2 separate regions of the Homo sapiens genome follow, and region 2 is linked to region 1. A link is an interaction called in ENCODE POLR2A ChIA-PET data of the cell type or tissue named here. Cell type or tissue: PC-3. All regions are shown on one strand. Links, peaks and the distances in the headings refer to the core of each region. The heading gives the core; the rest is flanking DNA.

Evidence for each region. ChIA-PET counts read pairs that join two places held together with the same protein. Peaks named below come from ENCODE experiments on the same cell type or tissue, not always from the same donor. Only the 100,000 strongest peaks of a DNase experiment are listed, where the experiment ranks them.
Region 2: POLR2A ChIA-PET joins it to region 1 with 8 read pairs; 5 of 35 experiments call an interaction of 5 or more read pairs at or near these places.

The regions. Positions count from the first base shown.
Region 1 is chr2:47,039,380-47,047,379 of GRCh38, forward strand. TTC7A (tetratricopeptide repeat domain 7A) reads left to right here. Exons shown (of 20, transcript NM_020458.4): 16 at 6,936-7,052. Among named protein-coding and RNA genes, the nearest start is that of TTC7A, 100 kb to the left of the region's middle. RefSeq lists enhancers at 6,426-6,926, 6,927-7,427. In PC-3, for the core only: a CTCF peak has its summit at 3,863; DNase peaks (open chromatin) are centred at 3,942 and 4,392; H3K4me3 peaks cover 1,197 bases; H3K27ac peaks cover 3,313 bases.
Region 2 is chr2:47,132,825-47,149,136 of GRCh38, forward strand. All of the region lies in intron 3 of STPG4 (sperm-tail PG-rich repeat containing 4), which reads right to left. Among named protein-coding and RNA genes, the nearest start is that of STPG4, 14 kb to the right of the region's middle. In PC-3, for the core only: no CTCF peak of the experiment used is centred there; a DNase peak (open chromatin) is centred at 11,067.

The DNA of each region.
Region 1 (8,000 bases), core at 1-8,000:
CAACTTCCCCCACCAGCAAGAGTGGTGTGCTGGGGTGAGCAGCCAGGGAGGGGACACAGGGAGGGTGAGGATTGGTGCCCCCAGGTAAGGGGATGGAGATGACCTCTGACCCCAGGACTGTGCTTGGCTTAGCCAGAGACACCACAAAAATATCCCCTATCTACAAGATAACTATTTTTTTTTAAGTTTTTGGAAAAGCCATACTTACTCATTTCTGAGGAGTCTCACCCTAAGAGCTCTTTATAGCAGTGGGAAGAAATTGTTTCTCTTTGCCTCACATGGGAACAAGTCCAAGTCTTAATCCTTTTGACAAATAATTAGCAGTGTGATCCTGCCCTAGGAGTGCAGGTGAGGCATGGCTAGGAAGAAAAGGAGGAAGAGGAGGCAGATGCCAACATTCTCCTGGGAGCCTCCATCATCAGCCTGAGCTGGAGCGCTTGGGGAGATTGGCAAAGCTGGTGGCCTGTGGCATAGCCATTTTCTAACGGGGAACAGAGACACCAACCTCACTGGTCTCTAACTTCCTCCACAGAATCAGTGCTGCCCTAGACATACAGACCCTGTGGGCTGAGATGTCCCCTGGTTCAGCAGGGGCTGACTCTGTTAGGTCACCTGAGTGCCTTTCTGTGCCCCTGGGTGCTGCATCATGCTTGCAGATGGCATGGGAGTCGGCAGGTCCCAGTGGTTAGGATGGTGGGTGAGGGAACACCGAGCCTGGGTGAGGGGTGGCCGGTGTGGTCTACTGAAGGCTCTGGCAGCATCCTGACGAGGGCATAAGCACATAAAGAGGGGGCTTCTGTCTGCACTGGGCTCCCCGCCCAGACCAGGGCCTGTGTGCCACGTGGCCTGGATGGGGCTGCAGAGAGTACCAAGGATGGAGCACATCTCAGGACCCGGCCGTCCTTCCCTAGCCCCAGGAGTGTGACCAAGCGCATGGGGTGTTTACACTGACCCACGCTCCTTCCCCTTTCCCAGACAGAACACTCACTTTCATATCATCCTTCGATGCCGATGGCGTGGCAAGGGCGTTCGGCCTTAAAAGACCTCAGTGTTTACTTCACATGGGCTTCCACAGCTTAAACAGGAAAATGCTTGCAAGAGGGGTCACAGCGAGCATGCTTTGCCCAGAGCCCAGTTCCTATAGCTTTATGCATCTCCTTCCATCGTCTTCCTGTCATAAGCCTGTCTTAGGTCCTAGGAGTGAAGGGCCTAGTTCAACAGACCAAGAAGCTCAGGGCTTTCTGGGAGCCTTCAGAGGCACCTGGCCTAGAAACTTGCTTCTTGGGATCGGGCCGGCCTGCGGCTTCAAAGCAGGAGTCCCTTCCCTGTGTGCTGGAGAGCTGAATGCAGCTGCTACTTAGAGGTCATCACAGTTCAGCCTGGTGGAAGTTCGTGGGACAGGTGACTTTACTCCTGTTGTACAGGTGTGGGACCTGTGACATGCCCAGCTGGGTGACCACAGAGCTTGGACTTTGGCTTGGGTTTCTAATTCCTGGGCCAGTGTGTATTCACTTTGAGTAACGACACAGTGTGAGGCTCGAGGACAGTACTGTGACCATTGCTCTTCTGGAATGGCTCTTGTCGGAGGGCATAAATGTTGAAAGCTGCTGGATTTCGGTATTCAGGCGTTTCGATCACAGAGACTCTCCTCAGTGATACTTTTTGGCCTTGCCCAGTGACTGTCCCCTGGGATGGAGGCCCTCCACCCCCACCCCAGTCAGGAGGAGCCAGAAGATTCCACATCTGGAGCCCACTGTTCCTCCCCAGGTCCTGCTTTCACAGGGAGGAAAACTTTGCTTCTGGACAGTTTGGAATGGAATTGGCCAGCGCTCTGCTTGTCAGCTGTGGGAGTCCGGCCCACACTGCAGCTATGGGGAATCAAGTAACAGGCTCCAGGACTAGGCAGATACTGTGTGCTCAGCACTGTGCCAGACGCTGGGGGAGGGCAGCGGGGCCCTGCCTGCAGGCACTTGCAGACCAGGTGGGGACGCACGATGAGGCACAGGACAAGATAAACGGTGGTTTCACCATCCATAGGCCGGGCTGGCTGCACACTGATTCTAGAATGTCTGACATTAAAAATGCTTGATACGCCAGTCGCGGTGGCTCAAGCCTGTAATCCCAGCACTTTGGGAGGCCAAGGTGGGTGGATCACCTGAGGTCAGGAGTTCAAGAACAGCCTGACCTACATGCAGAAACTCCATCTCTACTAAAATACAAAAAATTAGCCGGGCCTGGTGGCGTATGCCTGTAATCTCAGCTGCTCAGGAGGCTGAGGCAGGAGAATTGCTTGAACCCAGGAGGCAGAGGTTGCGGTGAGCCAAGATTGCGCCATTCCACTCCAGCCTAGGCAACAAGAGCAAAACTCCGTCTCAAAAAAAAAAAAAAAGCTTGATATGAGTTTACTATTAAACTCTTAAGCCTAGGTGGCAAAAAAAGATTATATACATAGTAGGGGAAGGGAAAATGGCTTCCCTCCACCCTTCTAGGGAGGAGGGCTTTGGCTGGGCTACAGATTAAATTGAAATGACAGATTAACGGGAAAAAAAACGTATTTAATTATATACGTATGCACAGAAGTCCCACCAAGTATGAGATTCGAAGAAAGACGGGATGATTGAAGCTTAATAGCATCTGGAGCTACAGAAAGGAAAAGGGGATTGGGGTTCCTGCGGGTGGTAGAGACAAGTTATAGGAGGGTGACAGAGAGGAGATGATGAATAAAGGTCCTTTTGTTATGCAGATAAAAATCTCTCGGGTGATAGAAGTTGTCAGGAACAGCCCTCTTCTTTATAGATACTTTTACTAATGTAGATTTCCCTGAGAGGTGGAAGTTTCTAGGCCAGGCAGTGTGGCTAATGCCTGTAATCCCAATGCTTTGGGAGGTTGAGGCAGGAGGATCATTTGAGCCCAGGAGTTTGAGACCAGCCTAGGCAACATAGTGAGACCCCGTCTAACAAAAAATTAAAAAACTAGCTGGGTGTGGTGGCCCATGCCTGTTAGTCCTAACTACTCAGGAGGCTGAGGCAGGAAGATTGCTTGAGCCCAGGAGATCGAGGCTGCAATGAGCTATGATCACGTCACTGCACTCTGCCTGGGCAGCAGAGCCAGACCTTGTCTCTTTAAAAAAAAAAAGGAAATTTCTTTTATAAAAGGGCAGCTTTTCAGAGCTACTCTGTGTCTGCAGTTTCTCGGAATAACCAACTCAAAATATAAAATATGCCAAAGTATATTTTGGGGTGGCATATTCTGGTCTCAAACAGTCATATTTTAGGGTGGTGTGTCCTGAGCCCCAAGTGTGTGTGTGTGTGTGTGTGTGTGTGTATATATATGTATAAAGTAATTAAGTGCTAATGGAACACAGTGCCAGACATTCAGAGAAGGACAGCGTGGTCACATAGGGACATCTTGGAGGAGGGCTGGAGCCGTGGGATTGAAATAGTTTTTTTAGTCTCAGAATCCTTTATTCAAGTGGTGTTTTAGGCTCAGTTGGTTTATAAGACAGGTAAGCAAGGGGAAGGGGAGCCTAGGCTTGCCTACTCTATCCCCAGCCCCGACTGCCAGCAGCCTCCCCCCAGCTTCCCCCAGGAGTCACAGCGTTCTGGTGAGGCTGTGGCCACAGCTTCGATTCCCCCTGGCTGTGAGGGCCCCAGAATGTCACCCACCAGTCCTGACGGCATGCCAGGGCTCCGCCAGGCTTCCTGAAGAAATGGGCTAAGCATTGATAGGTGGGTGAGGAGAAGCAGCTACCCGTTGCAGTGGACAGGATGGAGAGGGGGCCTGTGCTCCTTAGTCAGAAGAGCAGCTGAGTTGCTCCTTCTGAGGGAGTGGAGTTGTTTGCTGATCCCTGTTGGAAGTGGGAGAAAGTTCTGCAGTGAACTAGAGGCAAGCCAGCAGAGGCACAGATAACCACATCCTGACATCAGGAAGGCTGTCTTAGAGGGGGTTGTGCACAGCCCCCATGGGGATACAGAAAGCCAGAGGGCGACATCTGGTTAGGAGCTGGCTGAATGTCAGAGGGGAAAGGGTGATCTCAGCAGAGGCTACAGCAGAAGCACAGCACGGATGAGTCCCGGAGCCTGTTCCGAGGCTCAGGGAGCTGCTAATACCCATGTGATCAGTGTACCAGCGCCCAAGGTCATGGGGAGGATGGCAGGAAGGGAGGGTAGAGCCAGAGTGGGAAAGCTGTGAAGGCCATACAGAGGCACAGAAGGTGAGGACCACAGGTCAGGGTTCTTTGTGGAAGAAAATCCCTCTGGCAGCGCTCACCTGCCAGCCCAAGGAAATCTCAGGAGCAAATCTGGATCCTCCCAGGATCCTGGAGTGAAAGATCAGACCAGAGTGACTGGTGGAGCACTTGCCCCAGCCCAGAAAGGATGTGGTCGGGTTGAGAAAATCCGCTCTGGGCCACTCATGCTAATGGAATGTCAGCAGCTGCAAAGGTACAGCCTGCCTTTGGTAGAACTTACTGTGATGCCAGCTCAGTTTTCATCCACTTCTTTGCCAGGCACATGGTGTGGTCGGGTCTGCCCTAGACCCATTCCGGCCCTCAAAGATGAAGAAAATGAGAAGGGGGCTCTGGCAGAGAGAAGTGTGATGCCTGCAGAGGGCCCGGGGAATGCAGCAGGGCTGGCCTGCCCAGGGAGCTGTCCCCAGGGAGCTGTCCCCAGGAACCAGCCCAGCCCAGGGGACTTGGCTGACTGAGGGAGGGGCTTTCCCACCTCACTGACACCTGCTGCTTCAACCAGCTGCCCCACCCTCCACACCGGAGCCTCTTCTCTCTCCCTGACTCCCAGCCAAGTCCCACTCCACCCTGCTTTTCACCAAACACCAGCTCCAGCAAGACCCCTTTCCTGTTTCTTCCCCTGTACTGAGTCTGATCCAAAAATTCAGCCCTTGATTCTCTGGGCAGTGTGTCATTTATAGCGCTCTAATTGTTGTCTCGAAGGCAGCCATTGTGTTTTCTTCTTCATATTCCCGAAAGCACAGGCCCCTGATACTTATGGAGTGTTGGATCCTTTGCAAACCTGCGGAAGGAGAGTACAGTGGCAAGACCAGTTGTCCCCAGCAGTTGCCCACTGGGGTCATTCCTACTCAGGGCTGTGTCCTGCCAGCTGTGCACTCAGGTCCGTGCAGTCCATGCTAGGGGGATCCCGGTTTCTGCCCTTGGGACCTGATAGGCAAGCCAGGTGGTCGTTAGTTCTATGTTCCAAGATGGGTGCAGGGCATCCTAAGAATTGAGAGAGGTGGGATTTAAAGCCAGGCTTGGGATGGATGAAAATGAAGAGGAGAGTTGGTATCTGGGGGGCAACCCGTGTGCAGGGTCAGGAAAGGCATTTTGGGGATGCAGTGAGGAAGAAAAATACTTGTCCAGAAATCCCCTCTTCTGAAAATCCTGGGGCAAATTCCACCCTCTTCATTCTCTACCAAGTTGCAATCTAAGAGACAAAGTATGGAAAGATGGGCAGAGAGTAAGGACATCAGAGGGCTTCATGAAGCTGGGAGCCCAGGTCTTAGGGCAGAGGCCCAGCTGAGAGAGAAGATCAGAGGGGCAACTGCCAGGGGCAGGCCTGGCCTCACCGGGTGGCACCTGCAGCCTTCGCAGTCTGGGTAGGGACCCTCCGATGGAGCAGGCCTGTGTGCTACCCTCAGGTGGGCTGGTAGAACCTCCGGGCAGTGATCAAGTGCAGGCCCTGACAGTACCGTGGTCTTGCTCATCAGTGATACTGAGAAGAAAGGGCCTCACTACTCACCACTGGTGAGAACCGGGAGGTGCTGCCGTCTGGCCCTCGGTGGTTCAAACTCTTCGCAGGCTGCCCAGGCAGCTGGTTGGGTGAAAATATGACTGGACTTCCATACTGGTTGCTGTATAGCCACTGCCTGGACCCCTCCAGAACCCCCAGACCTCCCCAGCATCTGAAGGGCCAACACCAGTCACAGCAGGGCCTCCAGGGCTCCACCCCAGCTCTTGATGAGCAAGTGTCATGACTGGCCTGTGAGAAGCATTCTGGCTGTGCCTGCTGTGTCCAGGGTAGAGGGAGGGAGCCAGCCATCCCCGCTGAGGTCCTGCCTCCAGGTGGGACCAGCTCTTCTTCTCAACCATTCTAAGGGCCACTCCCCACACTGGTCTTACCTCAGAGGACTTTAGGTTTTCAGGTCGAAAGAAATTCTGAAGTTGCTTGCTCTCATTGCACGGTAACTGTCCCTAAATGGTGATTGAAAAGGATTTCACGTCACTTTAATCCTATGGATTATATAAGGGGAGCTGGCTATTTTGGGAAATCCAAGGAAGAATCCTTTGATAAAGCATAACACCGCCTTCTTTGTGTATCTCCAGGGTCAGGAAGCAAACTTTGCAGTTCCACTTAGGAGGCGTTGCTTGGGCACCTATACTGTTGTGGCTGGCAAGGTGGGAAGTGGAGCTCTGTCCTTAGGGGACCTCCTTGCCAGTTCCTTGCTCTACCTTCACTCACGGATTCTAAGTCACTGTCTGGATGGGTCTCTTATCCAAGGTCCCATGCTGGGCCCTGTGGGGAATGTGAGTGTAAGCCTGGTCCCACGATCATTAGGCACAGGGCGTTGCTTAGTGGAGGATGTGGGTAGGAAGAGCAAACCGAGCAAGACCAGGACTCACAGAACAGTGCTTCAGAGATGGGCAGGATGGCACATGGTCAGGGGACACGGGGCATCAGCAGTGTGGGCACTGACAATGCTTCATGGAGTGCTTCATGCTTTGGCAGCAAAGATGGGGAGAAACTGAGGCACACAGAGAAAGCAAGCGGTCCAGGGGCATGGCAGAGGCTGCTGCCCTCATGGCACTCTGCTTTCTGCGAGTTAGGGAGGTGAGCATGTGGAGCCGCCCTGGTGGGGCAGGATCCCCAGGTGAAAGTGGGCCCTTGCTGGGGTGTGCTGATGGCCACTCTCCGTCCCCACAGCCTGATGTTCACCAAGGTGAAGCTGGAGCAGGTGCTGAAAGGCCCAGAGGAAGCCCTCGTGACCTGCAGACAAGTGCTGAGGCTGTGGCAGACCCTGTACAGCTTCTCCCAGCTGGGGTGAGTGGCCGTCATTGTCTCTTGGGTTGCCAGAGGGTGGTTGCCAGGGCAACAATCCACAGCTGGGTGGCCACCATGCCTGCCAAGATGGGGAGGAGAGTGAGGCTTTTGAATGAGAGCGTGGAACTTCCTGCCCACAGAGCTTTCACATCCATAGTCCAGTTTGAACCTCCTGACAGTCCTCTATGAAGTACATAGAGACCCTACGTAGGACATTGAGGTTCAGAGTGGTAAGAAGGAAGAGAAATCATTCTTGAGCACTGGAGCTGGGTGCTGGGCTTGTTCCTTTATCTTACACCTCAGCTGCTTATAGCTTATGCATTATCAGATTTTATTCCCAGCCCAGTGAGGAAACTCAGACACAGAGACTTTATATATAGCTTACCAGAATCACTCGCCTGGTAAGTGGTAGTGCTGGGACTTGAACTTGGGTCTCCTGAGTTCCAGCCCATGGAGCCTGTCACTTCTTTCCTCATTCCATTTGGAGGCTAGAAGAGGAGGAGGAGGTGTACTCCTGAAGGGCCACCCCTTCTTCCCTAGTCACCCACGGTCTTCATGCCTCCTGTCTCCTGCTGGAGACCCTGGCCTGGGACCTGGGTCTTTCATGGGCCAGAGCAGGGCACTCTTGTCCAGGCTGAATCTGCAGGAAGTCTTTGCTCAAACCCAATGGGATGCCTAGGCTTAGCCTATGTGGCCCAAAGGGAAAGTGGGCCTCCTTCAGGTCAGGAGCCCTGCCTCTTCCTGATCCTCTTGTCCTTCTTTGGGATAGCTGGCTGTGTCATCTCCCTGAGGCCTCAGGGGACCCCAGTCTGGTGTATATTTGTGTTTTCACAGAGACTTTAGGAGCCCAGAAGGCTTCCAGACTCCCCAGAGGAACATCTGTAACAGTGAAATTTACAGAGGAGGGTAATCAGACAGAGTAAAACACCTTGGGCAAAGTCAGCCCTC
Region 2 (16,312 bases), core at 4,148-12,147, 98 kb after region 1:
AAAGGGGAAAAAACCTCTTAAAGCAGTCATTTATTTATCTATACTGAGCAATCCATGTAAGATTTCCATAATGAAGTGCTCATGGAAAAACTATTAGCATTACTCTGGAAAGGAATATTGGTTACCTGTAACATCTATATTTGTCCTACTATACTTGGCATTTACCATTCTTTGCTACTTAACGTAATTGAAAGGGGGCTTTTTTTTCATAAAGTGTTGAATAGTCAGCTGCTTTATGTAGGAGACTGTTTTCCTGTTCATTGCTAAACTTGGTTCCATTTTCCTTGGGTCTAATGGTATATATATGTGCATATATATATTTCTAACTCCAACATATGCTTCTCAGTTCTTTTTTTTTTTTGAGACAGGGCCTTGCTCTGTCACCCAGGCTGGAATGCAGTGGCGCAACCATAGCTCACTGCGCTTCAACCTCCCAGGCTCAAGCGATCCTCCTGCCTCAGCCTTCTGACTACCTGGGACTATAGGCATGTGCAACCACACCTAGCTATTTTTTAAAATTATTGTAGAGTTGAGATCTCACTATGTTGCCAGGGCTGGTCTCAAACTCTTGGGCTCAAGCGATCCTCCCACCACAGCTTCCCTAAGTGCTCAGATTATAGGTGTGAGCCAACATGCCTGGCCAGTTCTTCGTTTTTAAGGCTTAGAGAATCTAGGCAAGATGCCAGTAAAAATATCTGATTCTCACTAATTAATGTTTCAATCCATGCTGATTAGGCACTCAAATCTTTTTTTTTTTTTTTTTTTTTTTTGAGACTGAGTTTGGCTCTTGTCGCCCAGGCTGGAGTGCAATGGCGCAATCTCGGCTCACCACAACCTCTGCCTCCCGGGTTCAAGTGATTCTCCTGCCTCAGCCTCCTGAGTAGCTGGGATTACAGGCATGCACCACCACGTCTGGCTAATTTTGTATTTTTAGTAGAGACAGGGCTTCTCCATGTTGGTCACGCTGGTCTCAAATGCCCGACCTCAGGTGATCCACCCGCTTTGGCCTCCCAAAGTGCTGGGATTATAGACATGAGACACAGCGCCCGGCCAGGCACTCAAATCTTATGAGAGCTTGAATGTGGCAGGATGGTATTAGTATGGATATATAATTCAGTTATGTTGCACCAAACACCATCAATGTCAGAAAACTGAAATAATGTGAAAAAAGCCAACCCTACTTACTAAGCTCTTGGTGTGACTACATATACACATACATATACATATACATATACATATACTTGACTTTATTTAGAACAGTTTTAGGGTCATAGCAAAATTGCAAGGAAAGAGATTTCCATATACTCTTTGCTCCCACACATGCGTAACCTCCATTATCATCATGCCACACTAAAAAGGTACAGACGAACCTACACTGGCACATCATTATCACTCAAAGTCCATATGTTACATTAGACCTCACTCTTGGTGTTGTACTTTCAAGGGTTTTGATGAATGTGCAATGACATGTATCCACTATTATAGTATCACAGAGTGGTTTCACTGCCCTAAAAATCCTGTGTTCTCCCTAATTATCCCTCCCTCCCCTCAACCCCTGACAACCACTGATCTTTTTATAGTCTCCATAGTTTTGCCTTTTCCAGAATGTCATAGAGGTGGAATCATACCATATGCAGCCTTTTCAGATTGGCTTCTTTCACTTCGTGATATGCATTTATGTTTCCTCCATGTCTTGTTATGGCTTCATAGCTCATTTCTTTTTAGTGCTGAATAATATTCCATTGTCTGGATGTACCACAGTTTATTTATCCATTCATCTACTTAGCAACATCTTTGTTGCTTCCAAATGTGGGCAATTATGAATAAAGCTGCTATAAACATCCATGTGCAGGCTTTTGGGTGGGTGTAAGCTTTCAAGTCCTGTGGGTAAATACTATGGAGCACAACTGCTGGATCTTATGTAAGAGTATGTTTAGTTTTTTAAAAAACGGCCAAACTGTCTTCCAAAGTGGCTATACCATTTTGCATTCTCACTAGCAATGAATGAGAGTTCCTGTTGCTCCACATCCTTGCCAGCTTTGATGTTGTCAGTGTTCTGGATTGGGGCCATTTCATATTTGTGTAGTATCTCATTGTCTTAATTTGCATTTCCCTGATGACATATGATGTGAAACGTTTTTTCATATGCTTTTTTGACATCTGTATGTCTTCTTTGGAGAGGTGTATATTAAGGAGTTTGGCCAATTGTTTAATTGAGTTGTTTTCTTATTGCTGGGTTTTCAGAGTTCTTTGTATATTTTGGTCAACAGTTCTTTCTCAGATATATCTTTTGCAAATATATTCTCAGTTAGTCACTTGTCTTTTCATTCTCTTCAGTGTCTTTTGCTGAGCAGAAAATTTTAGTTCCAAAGAAATCCAATTTATTAATTATTTCTTTCATGGATCATGCTTTTGGTGTAGGATCTAAACTCAAAGTCGTCTAGATTTTCTTATGTTACCTTCTAGAAGTTGTATAGTCTTGCTTTTTACATTTAAGTTTTGTAATCAACTTTGAGTTCATTTTGTGAAGGGTTTAAGGTCTGTGTCTAGATTCTTTTCCTCTTTTTTATTTTTATTTTGGAGGAAGAGTCTCACTCTGTCACCCAGGCTGGAGTGCAGTGGGGTAATTTCAGCTCACTGCAACCTGCACCTCCCAGGTTCAAACGATTCTCCTGCTTCAGCCTCCCAAGTAGCTAGGATTACAGGCACCCGCCACCACGTCTGGCTAATTTTTATATTTTCAGTAGAGATGGGGTTTCACTATATTGGCCAGGCTGGTCTTGAACTCATGACCTCAAGTGATCCATCTGCCTCGGCCTCCCAAAGTGCTAGGATTACAGGCATGAACCACCACGCCCAGCCTCTTCTTTTTTGAATGTGGATATCCAGTTGTTCCAGCACCATTTGTTGAAAAAACTATCTTTTCTTTGTTGTATTGACTCTGCTCCTTTGTCAAAATTCAGTTGACTATATTTTTGTGTGTCTATTTCTGTATTCTCTATTCTGTTCCATTGATCTATTTGTCTATTCTTTGCCAATATAATACTCTCTAGATTACTGTAGCTTTTAAGTAGGCCTTGAAGTCAGGTAGTGTCAGTCCTCTAACTTTGCTATTCTCCTTCATCATTGTGTTGGCTATTCTAGGTTTTTGCCTTTCCATATATACTTTAGACTGTTTGTTGATAGCCACAAAATAACATTCTCTAATTATTATTGGGATTGCATGGAATTTAAAGATCAAATTGGGAAGAACTGACATCTTGACAATATTGATCTTCCTATCCACGGGAAATCTCTTCATTTATTGAGTTCTTCTTTGATTTCTTTCTTTTTTTTTTGAGACAGAGTTTCACTCTTGTTGCCCAGGCTGGAGGGAAATGGCGCAATCTCAGCTCACTGCAACCTCTGCCTCCCAGGTTCAAGCGATTGTCCTGCCTCAGCTTCCCGAGTAGCTGGGGTTATGGGCGCCTGCCACCATGCCCAGCTAATTTTTTGTATTTTTCAGTAGAGACGGGGTTTCACTATGTTGGCCAGGCTGGTCTCAAACTCCTGACCTCAGGTGATGCACCCGCTTTGGCCTCCCAAAGTGCTGGGATTACAGGCATGAGCCACCACGCCCAGCCAAGTTCTTCTTTGATTTCTTTCATCAGTTTGTTGTTTTCCTCATTTAGATCGTGTACATATTTTGTTAGATTTATACCTAAGTATGTCATCTTTCGGCGTCCTAATGTGAAGTCATTATATATGTGTGTGTTCTTGACCTTACCAGTAATATTTTATTTTATAATGCAAATAATCCTTCTATCATCATGAGTTTTGACACACGTAGTTTGAGAAGGAAGAGAAGTAAATTCATTTCATCTAATCTTACAATTTCTAGCCAAATGTTTGGTCAATGGAAGAGAGAGAAAGGCATGCTTTTTGAAAGCATGTGTTTTAAAATTCAAATTCCACTTTTTCATTGCTGGTATATATACCAGTATATAGAAAAGTAATCGACTTTTGTATATTAACCTTTATCCTGCAAACTTGCTATAATTTGTTACTAGTTTCAGGAATTTTTGTTGATTCTTTTGGATTTTCTACATAGGCAATCATGTTATCTGTGAACAAGGCAGTTCTTTTTCTTCCTTCCCAATCAGTATACCTTTTATTTCCTTTTGTTGTCTTGTTCCATTAGCTGTAACTTCCACTACAATGTTGAAAAGGAATGGTGAGAGAGGACATCCTTGCCTTTTTCCTGATCTTAGTGGGAAAGCTTCTAGTTTCTCACCATTAAGTATGATGCTAGCTGTAGGTTTTTTGTAGATACTCTTTATCAAATTGAGGAAGTTCCTATTTCTAGTTTACTGAGAATTATTTTCATAAATGGATGTTGAATTTTCTCAAATGCTTTTTCTGCATCTATTGACATGATTATGTGACTTTTCTTTTTTAGCTGTTGATGTGATAGATTATTTGATTTTTAAAATATTGAGCCAGCATTGCATACCTGGGATAAATCTCACTTGGTTGCGATGTATAATTTTTTAATACATTGTTAGACTTAATTTGCTATCATTTTGTTGAGGATTTTTACAACTATGTTCATGAGACATATTGGTCTGTAGTTTTCGTTTTTTGTAATGTCTTTGTCTGGTTTTGGTATTATGATGACACTGGCCTAATAGAATGAGTTAGGAGGTGTGTCCCCTGCCCTCTATCTTCTGAAAGGGATTAGTAAAGAATTGGCATAATTCCTTCCTTAAATATTTGATAGAATTCACCTGTGAACGCATCTGGGCCTAGCAATGTCTATTTTGAAAAGTTATAATCACTGATTCAATTTAATAGATATAGGCCTATTCAGACTCTATTTCTTTTCATGTCAGTTGTGGAAAATTCTGTCTTTCAAGTAATTGGTTCATTTTATCTAGGTAATCAAATTTGTGGAAATAGGGTTATTCAGAATATTCCTTTACTGTCCTTTTTAATGTCAATAGGATCTGTAGTGATGTCTCCTCTTTTGTGTCTAATATTAGTCATTTGTGTTTTCTCTCTTTTTTCTTAGTTAGCCTAGATAGATGCTTATCAATTTTATTATCTTTTCAAAGAATCAGCTCTGAGTTCCTTGATTTTCTCTATTGATTTTCTGTTTTCAATTTCATTGACTTCTGCTCTAATTTTTATTATTTCTTTTCTTTCACTTACTTTGGATTTAATTTACTCTTCTTTTTCTGGTTTCCTAAGGTGCAGACTTACATGATTAATTTTTGGTTTTTCTTCTTTTCTAATACATGCATTCAATACTATAAATTTCCCTCTAAGCATTGCTTTTGCTACATCCCACAAATTTTGTTAAATTTTGTTTTCACTTCCACTTAGTTCAAAGTATTTTAACATTTCTCTTCAGACATTTTTCTAACAACACAGATCCATGTGTTATTTAGAAGTGTGTTGTTTAATCTCCACATATTTTGGGGTTTTCTAGTTATCTTTGTGTTATTGATTTGTAGTTTAATTCAGTTTAATTCCATTGTGGTCTGAGAGCAGACATTGTATAATTTCTATTCCTTTAAATTTGTTAAGGTTTTTTTTTTTTTTTGGAGATGGAGTCTTACTCTGTCACCCAGGCTATAGTGCAGTGGTGTGATCTCGGCTCACTGCAACCTCCACCTCCTGGGTTCAAGTGAGTCTCCTGCCTCAGCCTCCCAAGTAGCTGGAATTACAGGCACCCGCCACCATGCCTGGTTAATTTGTTTTTTTAGATGGAGTCTTGCTCTGTTGCCAGGCTGGAGTGTAGTGCCATGATCTCAGCTCACTGCAACCTCTGACTCCCTGGTTCAAGAGATTCTCCTGTCTCAGCCTCCCAAGTAGCTGGGATTACAGGAACGTGCCACCACACCCAGCTAATTTTTGTATTTTTAGTAGAGACGGGGTTTCACCATGTTGGCCAGGATAGTCTCGATCTCTTGACCTTGTGATCTGCCTGCCTAGGCTTCCCAAAGTGCTGGGATTACAGGCATGAGCCACTGCACCTGGCCAATTATTTTGTATTTTTAGTAGAGACGGGGTTTCACCATGTTGGCCAGGCTGGTCTTGAACTCCTGACCTCAAGTGATCCACCTGCCTTGGCCTCCCAATGTGCTGGGATTACAGGTGTGAGCCACCGCTGCCAGCCCTGTTAAGGTATGTTTTATGGCTCAGAATGTGATCTCTCTTGGTGAATGTTCCATGTGAGCTGGAGGAAATGTGTATTCTGCTGTTTTTGGATGAGGCAGTCTATAGACATAAATTATATCCTGTTGATTAAATGGTGCTGTTGAGTTCAACTATGTACTGACTGATTTTCTGCCTGCTGTATTTGTCCATTTCTGATAGAGGGGTATTTATACTGAAGTCATCTATTTCTCCTTGCAGTTCTATTAGTTATTGCCTCACATATTTTGACGATCTGTTGTTAGGCACATACACATTGCCAAATATAATTATATCTTCTTGTAGAGTTGACTCCTTTATTAAGTAATGCCCCTCTTCATCCCTGATAACACTTATTGCTTTGATGTCTGCTCTGTTTGAAACTAATATAGCTTCTCCTGCTTTATTTTTTTTTTTTCAATTTGAGAGCAGGTACTGTTTATTAACTGACCAGATTAGAAAAATAATCATGGTAGACACCTTAGTTCATTCTTCTAATAAGCCTGTTGATCTGGTCCCCCCTGTTGCCAGCATCTCCACCTTCTACAAAATGGGTGGTCTTTTTCTTCATTCCATCTCATGGAAAGGATAATTTGAAGGGTCACAGGAAGTTATTTGCTTCTTTGAAGAATTTTCCAACAGTATAGATCTCACGAATCAGATCCTCCACGCAGATGATGCCATATTTACCAAGAGATCAAAAGTGGGTTTCTTGTAGACAACATACAAGATTATGCTCTGACAATTTTGATTAACTCCGACAATCTGTCTTTTAATTGGTGTAGTTAGACCAATTAGAGTTTGCATAGTATATCTTTCTCCACCCATTTACTTCTAAATCTCAGCCCACTGCACCCTCCGCCTCCTGGGTTCAAGCAATTCTCCTGCCTCAGCCGCCTAAGTAGCTGGGACTACAGGCGCCCACCATCACACCCGGCTAATTTTTGTATTTTTAGTAGAGATGGGGTTTCATTCTGTTGGCCAGGCTGGTCTCAAACTCCTGACCCTGTGATCCGCCCGCCTCAGCCTCCCGAAGTGCTGGGATTACAAGCGTGAGCCACAGCACCCAGCTGCAGTATCAGTCTTTTTCATGAGTCTCTACCTCTCTCTGGTATAGACTCATGAAAATCTGTGACCATCTGTACTGTGAATTTCACAAGATTTTCTCAGCTACCTCCTCACCCTTAGGTGGCACAGGATGACTAAAGCTGGCTGGAGTTGGGTATTGCCCTTCCCTCAGGTCAGTTAGGTCCTGATTGAATAGTTTCTCCTGAGGGCAGGCCTTGTTAGTAAGAGAGTGCCTGACATATTTCAAAATGGTTCCTTTTCCTCTCCTCTGCCAGCAGCAGGGGCAGGATTTCTCTCTGTAAGAACCTGGGAGAGCTCCTGCAGGTAAACCTCAAAACACGTGAGGCACCCCCTATGATTAGGTCCTCCTGGAGCTTTTAACTCTCAGATTTGCCAACACTTAGCCTCCAGCAATTCTTCAGTTGTAGTTCAGGTGTTCCTACCCCAGCCATGGTTCCTGCAGAAGTTGGTATTTTCTGCCCTGGTAAATTGTAATTCTCTGTATCCTCCTGGCCATCTCTCCAATTTTGGGGATAGTCTGCCCTGTGACCTCACTTCTCTTACAAGTCTAAAATAATTGTTGATTTTTCAGTTTGTTTAGCTTTTAACTTGTTGTTAGGATGGAACTTCAACTTCCAAGCTATTTACATGCAGAACTGGAAACTGGAAGTCAGCGTGACACCATTTTGAGAACCCAGACCCATAAATAGGTGGGTCAGAAGGCAACAGATTTCTAATAGGATTTCTACACCTTTAGAATCCCTATTAGAATAATCATAAGGTGAATGCAGCCAGAAGGCTGGCAGGTACCATATTTCCAGGTACTTTTTTTTTTTTCTTTTTAAGACAGGGTCTCACTCTATCGGGGAGGCGGTGGTGTGATCTCGGCTCACTGCACCCTCCACCTTCCAGATTCAAGCGACTGTCCCGCCTTAGCCTCCCGAGTAGCTGTGACTACAGGTGTGTACCACCACGGCCAGCTAATTTCTGTATTTTTAGTAGAGATGGGGTTTCACCATATTGGCTAGGCTGGTCTCGAACTCCTAACCTCAAGTGATCTGCCCCCCTCGGCCTCCCAAAGTGCTGGGATTACAGGCATGAGCCACCGCTCCCAGCCATTTCCAGGTCTTGATAGAAATTTCTTTAAGTGTCTCTTCTCTCTCAGAAGTAAAGCCTCTTGTGTCATATGGAAACATTACTGACTCACTGCTCAGATTTCTTTAAGGTCTGAGAAATAAACAACATGGGACTTTCTCAAAAAAAAAAAAAAAAGAAGAAAGAAAGAAAACATATCCAATGATACTAATGATATCCTTAATTTCACCAATATCTTGTAATTTTCACTGAGAACTACAAGTGAGTGTCATCCCTGAGATAAATTCTCTGTATCCAGCTTTCAAACTTCACTTTTGTTTGCCACACTCTTGACATATTTTAAGTGACAATCACTGCATTACTTTGCAGGGGCTCTTTGAGAAGTCCTGCCTCAAAAAAAAAAAAAAAATCTGCTAAATAAGCCGCTTGACTAACCACTTTGAGTGCTACTTTTTTTCATTTAAGTGAAGAATGAATTGTTTCATCTTTGCTACATTATGCTCTTTGTTATCCCCACATTTAACTCTTGGGTTCTCAGAGTGACTGGCACCCTTCCTATGGTTTATAGCTATATAGTAGTGCAACTGTTCAAAATCAACACACACTTCAGGTCTAAAATGAGTGTTCAGATCACTGCTGTTGTTTGTTGTTTTCTAAGTAAAATTTATCATTTTACCACTTTAGTGAACACACTGAACACCTGGGGGAGGGCTGTACATTCGGCGGGAGGATTCTCTGGGGATGCTGTGTGGCTACTGAAGGATCTAGGATGCCCCACTCTGATGTTCACCATTACTGCTGCAGTGTGGCTGGTCAGCCCTTCTGTGGGCACAAACTTTGGTTGATACCATGCTCAAGGAAAACCATCCTGTTGAAAATCCCTTCAGTAGTCATTTTACCATGGAGCATTCTGCAAATTAATCTATTTTCAGAGATATCCTCATCACAGCTATAAACACAGCTAGCAAAGATCAGTGAGTTAACTGCCAGATTTTTCAACCTCTCTCTCAACTAGTTCAAGGATGTATTTTGAACATATTCAAATGGATCCTTTGATTCATTCTCTAATTTAATGGGGCGCCTTTCTAGCCTGGCTACCTCTTTTTGACCAAAAAAAAAGATACAGGGGCAGGGAGGGAATAGAATTGCCAAATTTGTTTCATTTTCCATGAGCTCCATCTTCCAAGGCAATGCTAAAGCTAACCTTTAAATTGAAATTTCAAATTTCAAATTTCATTTGCTTAACTGTGATTTTCATTGAAATGTTCCCAACCTAGGAAATAAATAAGAGAATTTTTTTAAAATGGAACATTTTAAGAAAGAAAACAAGAGAACAAAAATGTTAGTTGGAAAAAATTTCGAGTTACTTACAAATGGGCATGATTGAAAGAGTATCATTTACACATTGAAAACAATATCAACAGAAAGAAAAAAATTAATAGTCTCCTTGCTCCCTATCTAACCTCTACTTTCCAAATGGAAACCACTGTTGGTGATTATGAAAGTATTTCTCAGGGGAAAAAAGTATGCATTTAACATCACATATATGTACATTTGTTTTCATGTATACAAATGGGATTATACTCTAAATATTGACTTGTACCTTCATTTTTTTTCATGTAGTAACAACTTAGAGATGCTTCCATATCAACACATATAGATTTATCTCATCTTTTTTTTTTTTTTTTTTTTTTTTGAGACAGAGTTTTGCTCTTGTTGCGCAGGCTGGAGTGCAGTGGCGCGATCTTGGCTCACAGCAACCTCCACCTCCTGGGTTCATCTCCTGCCTTAGCCTCCCGAGTAGCTGGGATTACAGGCGCCTGCCACCACACATGGCTAATTTTTTTGTATTTTTAGTAGAGATGGGATTTCACTATTTTGGCCAGGCTGGTCTTAGGTGATCTGCCTGCCTCGGCCTCCCAAACTGCTGGGATTACAGGCGTAAGCCACCGCACCCGGCCAACCTCAACATTTGTAATGGTTGCACAGTATGTCATTTGTATGGGTGTATCATTTTCTAACTGGCATTGCTGAGTTTAAGGCTATGTGCATTTAGAATGTTGCTAGGTTGCCAAATTGCCCTCCAAAATATTTGCACCAGTTTGTATTCATATAAACAACGTGTGAGAGTATCTGTTTGTGTATCTCCTTTGCCAATATTGGGTATCAATGTACAGTACTTATATAGTTGATCACCTGATAGGCGAAAATTGTGCCTCACTATTATTCCTCTGTAATTATTTATTAGTTGAAGCCAAGCATCACTTTCTTTTTTAGTAATTGGTGTGTCTCTTTGTGAATTGCCAGCTCATGCCCTTTGCTCATTTTTTTTTTTTTTTGAGACAGATTCTCGCTCTGTCGCCCAGGCTGGAGTGCAGTGATGTGATCTTGGCTCACTGCAAGCTCCGCCTCCTGGGTTCACGCCATTCTCCTGCCTCAGCCTCCCGAATAGCTGGGACTATAGGCGTGCGCCACCACGCCCGGCTAATTTTTTTTTGTATTTTTAGTAGAGTCAGGGTTTCACCGTGTTAGCCATGATGGTCTCGATCTCCTGACCTCATGATCCGCCTGCCTCGGCCTCCCAAAGTGCTGGGATTACAGGTGTGAGCCACCGTGTCTGGCCACCCTTTGCTCATTTTTAACCGGAATATTTATTACAATTGGATTGTAAAAGACCATGACTCATTTTCACCATTTGATACAGGTGATAAAGCCAGTTAGTGATCAGCACTTTCTGGAAACTCCCTTGCATCTTCACAGTGGTAATACTCTACATTTTTTTGCATTGACTGACCTTGTTCAGTAATGATTCACTGGCTACAGGCTGAGACAGCATCACCATCTTCTCCCTGTCCCACTAACTGTAGATAGATTCTGGAACCATGTTCTGACTGGCACAGTTTAAACTGACTTCAGGTTGTCCTGAAGTTACCCTAGCATGTTGATTTCAAGCTTATACTTTAAAATCCTCCATTTAAGTCACTAGATCCATGTTTCTAGTTGAAAATATAAATGATGCATTTCAAATGGTAATGGACTTCTACTCTGCAAGGTAGACTTGCAGAATAGGACAACCTTTCTCTAGGACTTTGGACAATGCATCTCGAAAGACACAGACTTCAACATATCCTTTCCTTAACAATTCCACTCTATGACTAACCACAGGGGATGGCTGAATATATTAGGATATGTCCATATACAAGAAAACTATGCAGCTATTAAAAATGTTGTATAGACTGGACATGGTGGCTCACACTTGTCATCTCAGCACTTGGGGAGGCTGAGGCAGGAGGAGGACTGCTTGAGTCCAGGAGTTTAAAACCAGCCTGGGTAACATAGTAAGACCCTGACTCTAGAAAATAAATAAATGAACAAATGTATAAATACACAAAAATAAATGATGTGTAAAGAATACATGAAAAAGATTAATAATATATTTCTAAAAAGAAGAAATTCTGGTTTCTGCAAATGACATGCTAGGTTATTTATTCGGGCGATTAACCTTCCCACTGCTGACCACTAGAAATGAAAGATAAAATATTAAAAAAAAACAAACAAAAGAGTTTTTTTGTTTTTTGTTTTTTGAGATGAAGTCTTGCTCTGTCGCCCAGGCTGGAGTGCAGTGGCGCAACCTCGGCTCACTGCAACCTCCGCCTCCCAGGTTCAAACGATTCTCCTGCCTCAGCCTCCCAAGTAGCTGGGACTACAGGTGCGTGCCACCATGCCTGGCTAATTTTTTGTATTTTCAGTAGAGATGGGGTTTCACTGTGTTAGCCAGGAAGGTCTTGATCTCTTGACCTCGTGATCCGCCCGCCTTGGCCTCCCAAAGTGCTGGGATTACAGGCGTGAGCCACCGTGCCCAGCCACAGAAGAGTTTTTAAAAAGATATGGAATTGCCAACAATATAGTAGGAAATTACATGATCCTAAACTAAAAGACAGCAAGAAGCCAAGGAGGTAAGTGGCTTAATTTTGTCTAGAGAATGTTTGCTGGTCCAGACTAAATTCAACAGAACACAGCTGAGTTTAAAGGAACTTCAGAGCCCTGGAAGAATCCAGGGGTCAAAGTCTGGGCCTATTCATGATAAAGGGAGGAAGGAGTCTAATGGAAGATACCCACTGGAATTTGAGACCCTAGAAAGGTACTTCCTGAAAGTAAACTCTCCCACCTCACTCCACTGCCAAGGGGACTGCAGAGAGTTGCCTAAGCAAGAACTGAGAGGGAGAAGAAACCCGTCCCTGAGAGATTATAACCATGGGCTGTCCCTTTCATGAATTCCAGCCCAAATTCACAATGCTAGGGTGATCCAAGAAGACATAAACACTGCATTTTGAGTTGTACCAGACTGGTGGCTCCCCTATATATTAACAGAAGCCAAAGCAAACCTTAGGCCTTGGGGAATTCACAAAAATACATTTTCAAGAGTAACGAGCAATACACAGTTAAAGACAATCACATACACATAAGAAAACAAAATGAGTAAGGCCCAGTCAGATTTCAGGTATTTGAGTAATCATTAATTCATTCACAGGTTCAACCAATATTAATCATCAGACACTGTTCTAGACAGAGATATAATAATGAGCAAAACAGATAAATATTCATGTCCTCATGAAGTTCCATTCATGGGAGAAGGCACATTAACAAATAATCAATGTAAAGTGCAAGTAAATTATATAGTACACTTGATAGCTATAGATGCCAAGAAAAAAATATAAGAGCCAGGTAGGGAAGATCTGAAGCGTTGAATAGTAAATTTAAATGGGGCTCATTGAGAACATGACACTTGAACAAAGACTTGAAGAAGGATAGAGAGTAGGCCATCCAGATATCTTGGATAAGAGTATCCCAGAAAAAGGGTACAGTGAAAATACCTTGAGGTAGGAGTGTGAGTGCTAAGTTCAAGATACAGCCAAAAGGACAAGTGGGTCAGGAAGAGAGTGACAGGGAGTAGTAAGACAAAGTCAAGAATGAAGCCAGTTCACAATATCCCTGCTGGCCTTGAGAAAAGCCACTCAGAGATCACACTCACTATCATACCGCTTTAACCTAGTGGTTCTGAACCAGGAGCACGGCAACGTCTGGAGACATTTTTGGTTGTTACAACTGGAAAAGTAGATTGCTAATGATACTTAATGAGTAGAGGCCAGGTGCTACAATGCACAGAACAGCCCCCCGCCCCACCCAACCACAACAAAGATTTATCCTGCCCAAAACGTCAGCAGTGCCAAGCTTGACAAAACCAGGATTAGACATACAGATGTATAAATCAAAAAGGGAATTGGCCGCAATGGCTCACTCCTGTAATCTCAGCACTTTGGGAGGCCAAGGCAGGAGGACCACTTGAGCCCAGGAGTTTGAGACCAGCCTGGGCAACATAGTGGGACCCCATCTCTACTGAAAAAAAAAAAAAAAGGAATTGGATATACAAGTTTGGAATTCAAGAAAACTATCTAGGTGGCAGATACAAATTTGGTAATCACCAACAAATACATGGTGTTCATAGCCTTGAGTGAGACTGGATGAGATCACCATTCAGAGAATGAGCAGAGATGGAGCAGAGGTCTGAGTGCTTGGGGCACTCCAAGATGGAGATGAGGGAAGAGCAGAGATGGCAAAAAATGGCTGAGAAGAAAAACCAAAAATGAGGATAGGGGAGGAAGTGTAGGAGGTTTGAAAAGAGGGGAGAGTGGCTGGGTGCGTGACTCATGCCTGTAATCTCAGCACTTTGGGGGGATGAGGCAGGAGGATCGCTGGAGCTGAGGAGTTTGAGACCAGCCTGGGCAACATAATGAGACCGCCTCTTCTAAAAATTTAAAAAATTAGCCAGGCATGGTGGCTGGTGCGTGCTTATAGTCCCAGCTATTCAGGAAGCTAAGGGGGAGGATTGCTTGAGCCTGGGGAATCGAGGCTGCAGTGAGCTATGATTGTGCCACTGTACTGTAGCCTCGGTGACAGTGTCTTAAATAAATAAATAAATAGGATATACAAGATAAAACCACCCAGGAGAATGGCAAAGTAAACAGACTAGAGAAGTCCATTCAGTGCCCATCAGAGGTGAAGAATTTAGCATGAGAGCAGTCATGCAGCTACATGGATGCAGGTATTAATACAAAGAGAGACGTACCCAGGGTTGTGGCTTTGCCAAACAAGTAAAAGATGAGCAGTTAGGGGCAAGGGAATTGACAGTGTATGCAGGGAATAACTATAATGATTAACTATGGGATTGGAGCTTTGCAAGGAAGAAGGGAGTTGAGAGGTAGCGAAAAGGTGGGACAATCAATAGATTAGGATTGTAGCCTGCAGGGAATGGAAAAATTGTTAGGGTTGGGATATTAGAGAGTGGGATTCATGTAGAGATTGTAGAGAGTTGAAATTCTTGGTCTTGAAAAACATCTAAGGAGTGAGTGGCTGAGGTAGCAGAAAGTTCAAGAAACTGAGAAGCCAGGTTGTTGAAAGATCATCTATGTGTGTGTTGAAATTATGATATGAGTAGTGAAAAGAGTGACAGTGAGGGAAGGGGGCTAATATCAAGGAATAAGGGGAGTAACCCAGGGGTCAGTGGAGGACTACAACACTAGGGGAAATAGCAGGTCATAAAATTGTACATATGGAGAAGGTGGTCCCGTTTGTGTACATATATTCTACAATGTGAATATACTATTTATCTGTTAAGAAAAAGGTTATTAGAAAAATTACAGAGCTACCTCAAATCTCCTTTGAAAAGGGCCAAATATAGATAAGTATATGCATGCACACACACACACATTCAAATATGTATATACATATTCCTTTTTTTTTTTTTGAGACCGGGTCTTGCTCTGTCGCCCAGGCTGGAGGGCAGTGGCACAATCTCAACTCACTGTACCCTCTACCTCCCGGGTTCAAGCAATTCTCGTGCCTCAGCCTACCAAGTAGCTGGGATTACAGGCCTGTGCCACAATGCCCAGCTAATTTTTGTATTTTTCTTATAGTAGAGATGGGGTTTCACCATGCTGTCTCGAACTCCTGGCCTCAAGTGATCCACCTGCCTCGGCCTCCCAAAGTGCTGGGATTACAGGTGTGAGCCACTGCACATAGCCCCTATATATATATGCCTAATAAGACTGTTCAGTACGGGTGAAAGGGTTGAAAAACTAACTATTGGGTACTAATAGTTAGCCACTCAGCACTTGGGTGATGGGATCAATCGTACCCCAAACCTCAGCATCATGGAATATACACGGGTAACAAACCTGCACATGTAGACCCTGAATCTAAAATAAAAGTTGAAAAAAAAATAGAAAGTCTCTCCAATACAGATTCTCGAGTTGAGTTACATGCCTCAGAATAAAGATACTAAAAATAGTGAAAACTTTATTTATTTATTTATTTATATTATTATACTTTAAGTTCTAGGGTACATGTGCACAATGTGCAGGTTTGTTACATATGTATACATGTGCCATGTTGGTGTGCTGCACCCGTGAACTCGTCATTTACATTAGGTATATCTCCTAATGCTATCCCTCTCCACTCCCCCAACTCCACGACAGGCTCCTGTGTGTGATGTTCCCCTTCCTGTGTCCAAGTGTTCTCATTGTTCAGTTCCCACCTATGAGTGAGAACATGTGGTGTTTGGTTTTTTGTCCTTGCGATAGTTTACTGAGAATGATGGTTTCCAGCTTCATCCATGTCCCTACAAAAGACATGAACTCATCCTTTTTTATGGCTGCATAGTATTCCTGAAAACTTTATTACAAATAAAAAGCAGCCACTGAAAGATATAAAATGAATATTCTGTGAAAAATTATAAAATTTGAGAATGCTATTCTAGCTTAATGTATAACAATAATACATACTATATCTACCCCAAATTCAAAGTATTCTGAGTTCTGCTATTAAAACAGAATTTTGAATTTTACTGGTGACTAAACAATGTTTATGTTTCCCCTTGTGAATATATATATCTTTGAAATAGAAAATTAGAAAA